Linked DNA regions of Homo sapiens: region 1 is linked to region 2. A link is an interaction called in ENCODE POLR2A ChIA-PET data of the cell type or tissue named here. Cell type or tissue: Caco-2. All regions are shown on one strand.

Evidence for each region. ChIA-PET counts read pairs that join two places held together with the same protein. Peaks named below come from ENCODE experiments on the same cell type or tissue, not always from the same donor. Only the 100,000 strongest peaks of a DNase experiment are listed, where the experiment ranks them.
Region 1: POLR2A ChIA-PET joins it to region 2 with 5 read pairs; 1 of 35 experiments calls an interaction of 5 or more read pairs at or near these places.

Annotation. Positions count from the first base shown.
Region 1 is chr3:58,470,224-58,472,723 of GRCh38, reverse strand. It overlaps LOC107986092 (a long non-coding RNA gene), which reads right to left. Exons shown (of 4, transcript XR_007095933.1): 2 at 749-876; 3 at 264-407. Among named protein-coding and RNA genes, the nearest start is that of KCTD6, 21 kb to the left of the region's middle. In Caco-2, no CTCF peak of the experiment used is centred here; a DNase peak (open chromatin) is centred at 1,213.
Region 2 is chr3:58,101,153-58,103,652 of GRCh38, reverse strand. FLNB (filamin B) reads right to left here. Exons shown (of 46, transcript NM_001457.4): 9 at 1,313-1,450. Among named protein-coding and RNA genes, the nearest start is that of FLNB-AS1, 68 kb to the left of the region's middle. In Caco-2, no CTCF peak of the experiment used is centred here; DNase peaks (open chromatin) are centred at 492 and 1,536.

The DNA of each region.
Region 1 (2,500 bases), 370 kb before region 2:
AGCACTGATTATAAATAAGTTGTTGGACTCTAGAGTCAGGAAAACTGGTATTAAAACCTCTTCTACCACTGCAGTATGACCTTGAGCAAGCTTCTTATATCACTGAGCCTTAGTTTTCTGATCTGTGAAATGGAAATAATAATAGTACTCAGTTCAAAAGGCTACTGTGCCAGGTCCAGTTTGTATCTAACAGATGTTAGAAAATATTACTTTTTATCCGTTTATTATTCCTTTTGAAAAAGTAGATGTCTGTAATCTCCCACCTGGAAACACAGAGCTGGCTGTGGGCCTGGATCATGCTATAGGGTGTTAATCCACATGGTTGGGTCTTCTTGTATTTTCCTTTCTCTCTTTCTCCCAATTCAGAAGGGAGCTGACTCTGGGAATACCGTCCAGAGTCTGGAAGCCTGTGGAAGGTACAACCAGCCATTACGGTAACTTCAGAAAGGGCCCCAGAATGGCAGGAAAGCAGCAGAGGACCCTGAAGCAAAAGGGGCCACTTAGCAAGACCAACAGATCCCTTGACCAACTATGTGGACCAATGACACAGAGCCAGATTCATTTCCCTCCCTAATCATGGCCTTACTTCAGCCCCAAGGATGGTGGGCAACTCAGTGAATACGTGTTGCTGGGGAAGTGGGTATGTGCCCGGCAAAGACCATGGTTAGAGGTTTTATACCAGTCTGGCACAGCAAAGACCTGAACCCAGAGTCAAGTTCTAGAAAAGAAAGCTTTATTTTTTGTCTACCTGAGTTGTGGCCCGAAATTCCTACCAGCCATAGCTGGTGTGAAGAATTTCCAGTTGCTTGTTCCAAGGAGACCACAGTGGATACAAAGGTCCGCAAATCTCAACCAAGAGCAGGAAAGAAGGTAAACCTACAGGCGAGACCACAGGTCCATCATCAGGAGGAGGGCGCGCAGGCAGTGACTGGCCAGAGGCCTTTGGTGTGGGCTTGGGCACCAACGAGGAAGCAAATGAGGGAATGAAGGAACAAATAAACTCACCTGGCAGAAAACTGCCACTGTTCACAGTCTTTCACACCCAATTCTTATTAAATCCAGAGATTTGGGTTTGCAGCTAGGGTTTAGCAATTAAAACTGTTATGTTGCAACACCTTTCCGGTTTGAAGTGGTAAAGGCATAAGGCCTGCAAATTTGTGGATTTGATTTGACACCACAGCCTTCTGTGCAAACATCTGACTCACTCTGCACACACCCAGTGGGGAAGAAGCCAGCTCAGGTTTCATTCTTAACCCCCAAACCCTGCTGTGAATGTCAGTTCTTTCCCAGAAGCAAACTGAACAAAGCAAATCTCTTTAAATCAGTGCTGACAACCTAAACCCAAGTTTATGAAGGTTCAGGCCACAGAGGAGGCCCTGTGCACCAGGGTTGCACTGTGAGGGGTGAGGGGCTCTGACTCAAATGAGCCGGAACCTAGGCTTCACTATTTTCATCACCTTAACATTTACATTCCGACAGCCTGGGGAAATGGATCTTTGAGATGACAGAACATTAACCTTTGCTATATCAAAGTCTGGGCCGTCTCCCAGTGCCTAACAAAAAAATGGTACTCCTTATCTTCATTCTAGCCTCCAGTCTGTTGGAAAGGTCAAAACAGGGGAGGGGCATGGACAGCAGCGAAGTCTCAGGAAATCTTAGTGCTCACAGGGCCTGTAGCTACCCTCCAAGTCCACCCTGGCATTTTCTGCATGAGTAAACTCAGGCTTAGGAAAGGTTAGGGAACCTCTGCAATTCCCAGCGCTGGGTGGTCCATGAGCTGCGGCTGAGATCCATGCTACCTGCTCTGGTCTTTTCATTCACTGTAATGAACACATGCTGGTTACTACCAAGGAACTTCTGTCTGTGGTTGTATGGGTCATGGTGGACAGTGCAGGCCCAACCTCCCCTATGGAAGTCGAGGAGGCCCCAGATCCCCTCTCCCCACCTCCTGAGAGCAGAGATGTGATCCACACCCTGCCATCAGGACACTCCACCTGCAACGTCTGTGGGAGATCAGAATACGACCCCCTAAATACGCCTCTTTGTTATAAGCACTGTTGAGCTGAAGGCAATTGAGAAGATGCAGATGCAGGAAAGCTCTCTGCCCTTCCTCTACTTGCCTAAAAGCAGGACATAGATTACGAAGACAAAAGGTATCCGTACCCCCTCCTACCAAAGAGGACAAAGGTTGGGGCTGGGCGTGGTAGCTCACGCCAGTAATCCTAGCACTTTGGGAGGCCGAGGCGGGTGGATCACCTGAGGTCAGGATTTCAAGACCAGCCTGGCCAACATGGTGAAACCCTGTCTCAACAAAAAATAAAAAAATTAGCTGGGCATGGTGGCAGACACCTGTAATCCCAGCTACTTGGGAGGCTGAGACAGGAGGATCACTTGAGGCAGAAGTTGCAGTGAGCTGAGATCGTGCCACTGCACTCCAACCTGGGCAACAGAGCGAGACTCCGTCCCAAAAAAAAAAGGAGGACAAAGGCTAACCACTGAA
Region 2 (2,500 bases):
AATCCAGTCACATTTCAGTATTTCCCAATAATCATAGCTACCCTTCCTAGTCCCCCACAAAAACTGGGGAAGAAGTAAACCTTTAGAAGTATTTGGTATGAGTTTTAGGTTCAGTGTTCCAGCGTATACTTTTCCATCTAAAGCTGGACAACAAAAGCAAGAAAGTCCTCAGACGCTATCTGCAAGAGGACAGGTTTTAGATGTGACGCTGCAAACTCCAAACCCAGCCATCAGGCAGGAACTTGTTTTGTGTTGAGCCCTGAGGTTTGGCCAGGAAAGCCGTTGAGTCAAGCAAGTATTCAAGGTCAGGAGAAAACACACACGTACGCACACATACGCAGAGGCATGCACGCGCGTGCACACACACACACACACACACACACACACCCTCCTTGGCTCCTGTTGGAATAATCTGGGAGGGAAGACAGTCCCCAAGCAGCTTGACTCCAGGTCTGGGCAGTCTAGAACCTCGGCTACCCTCAGGGCACAGCCTGACCCAAAGCCTGGTGCTGTGAAGTCAAATATTAACTTTCTGGAGCTCAGAATGCTCCTGCCCCAGCCTGTTGGGAACACAGAAGGTAAGAGCAATCCTGGTACAGGAAGCTCAAGATTCCACAGGCATGGGAGTAAAACCACCAAAGGCTGCTACACCCGAGACTAGAAGTGCTGAAATGCTTCTCTGTTCCAACGAAAAAAGTGAAGACACCCATCCCCACATCTGCTGTCTCCTTCCCCAAAAGAGGGAGAGAGAATGGGTTGCAGGGTTTAACCTGTACCTCCACAAATGGCATTTATCTACAAAGAAAACTTAATCTTAGGGAATTTTATTCTCCTTCTATAAGCACTGATCATAGTAATTAAGTACTTGACATAATTTCATACTCTATAAAATGTAACCTGTAGTGGGAAAATCACTGGCTTTGGAGACTGTGCTTGAATTCCAGCTCAGATGATTACAAACGCTGTATGACCTTAGGCAAGAGCCTTCCTCTCTGAGCCCAGATGTCTAAAATAAAAAATGAGCCACTTGTTCCAACAGCAGCATTTCCCCAACTCCTTTACATCACTGCTTTTTCTACTCCCAGAAGTCTTGATGTAATGTAAAGCTGTCAAGCCACCCACTGGCCGCATCCAGGGCAGACATTACTAATCAATCACTGCCGTCTTCCCCAAGGAGCCCAGATAGCCTCAAATCCTTGACATAGCCTTCTGGGATTATTGAGGACAACTGGCCGTGGGATGAAATCCATATGCCATGGCTGCAAAGTTAGCCAAAACCACACCTGAGATAGAGAAACAAAGGAACACTTACTAGGACCCTTCATGGTTACACCGAGCTCCCCACTTCCTGCAGCTTTGGTGTCAACCTTGAAATCTGTGGTCTCCCGGATACGGACGCCTTTGGGTTGTAGGCCTCGGCCACTGGCCCGGCAGGCATTTGGATTGCAGGCTGCAAGCACAGTTTTGACATCAATTCAATCTTTCATTCTTTAGTCAGAGTCGTGAAAGCCAAGGTAACCTGGAGCCACCCGCCAAGAAAATATTTGCTTTGCACAAATAGTATGCAGTAGTTGCCCAAGACCAGGGGTCCCACTCAGGGAGCACACCAGGCTAGCAAATACAGACACAATATAACTTTGTCCAGTGACACCACAGAAGGACTGGAGAAAAGTGACTTTGGCAAAGAAAACAGGAGAGCACAGCAAATCCATGCTGTGCTCCTGCTTCCAGCATTTAACCTTTCATTTGTGAAAGGGAGTTAAGGCCGAGTGCTGGACATTATTCAAACCTCACTGCCATACTCAAGGGCTCAGTAATTGGATAGACTGGACTTTTTCAAGTCTTCTTGGAAAATGCAGTACTTGAAAATGCCTGTCTGGGTTCCAAAACCTGGGTCAGCCATTTTTAAGTGTCTAAATGTTGTTGTCTTCCGCCTGAACAACCAGGCAAAAACAACCAACACAGCTTGGAAAGAGACCAGTTCAGCCCCACCTTGGCTGAGGCAGACCAATCTTTTCGTGCTGTCTGTTACAAGGCCTTCAGAATGTGGGTGGCTATAAAGGCAATAATTAGCAGTAAACACCATTGCTGATTTCATTTCCGGGTCTAGCTTGAAAACCTAGAGTTGTAAGTCTAAAAGTTAAGGGCGAAGATAGCTTCCAATATGCCTTACTTGAAATGTCCACAGAACTACTGTTCCATGGTATCTAGAGGTTGATAAAAGATACCTTTATGCCCTAGAATAAATCTTCTGCCCAGCACGGACAACCTTTTCAGTAAATAGAAACGGGAGACTAGTGGGGAAAATGTCATGTTATTAAGTGGCTTTTCCTTTCCAAATCTAACACTGAAAATTTGACAAATCTCTATACAGGAAGGTCACAGACTCCAGAAGACGGGACTCTACTCCACAGACGGAAGGTAATTCCTCCTCTGGTTCCTCCTTCCTGCAATGGCCTTAGCTGGCTATTTGGCAAACAACTGCTTCCCAAAGAGTCAT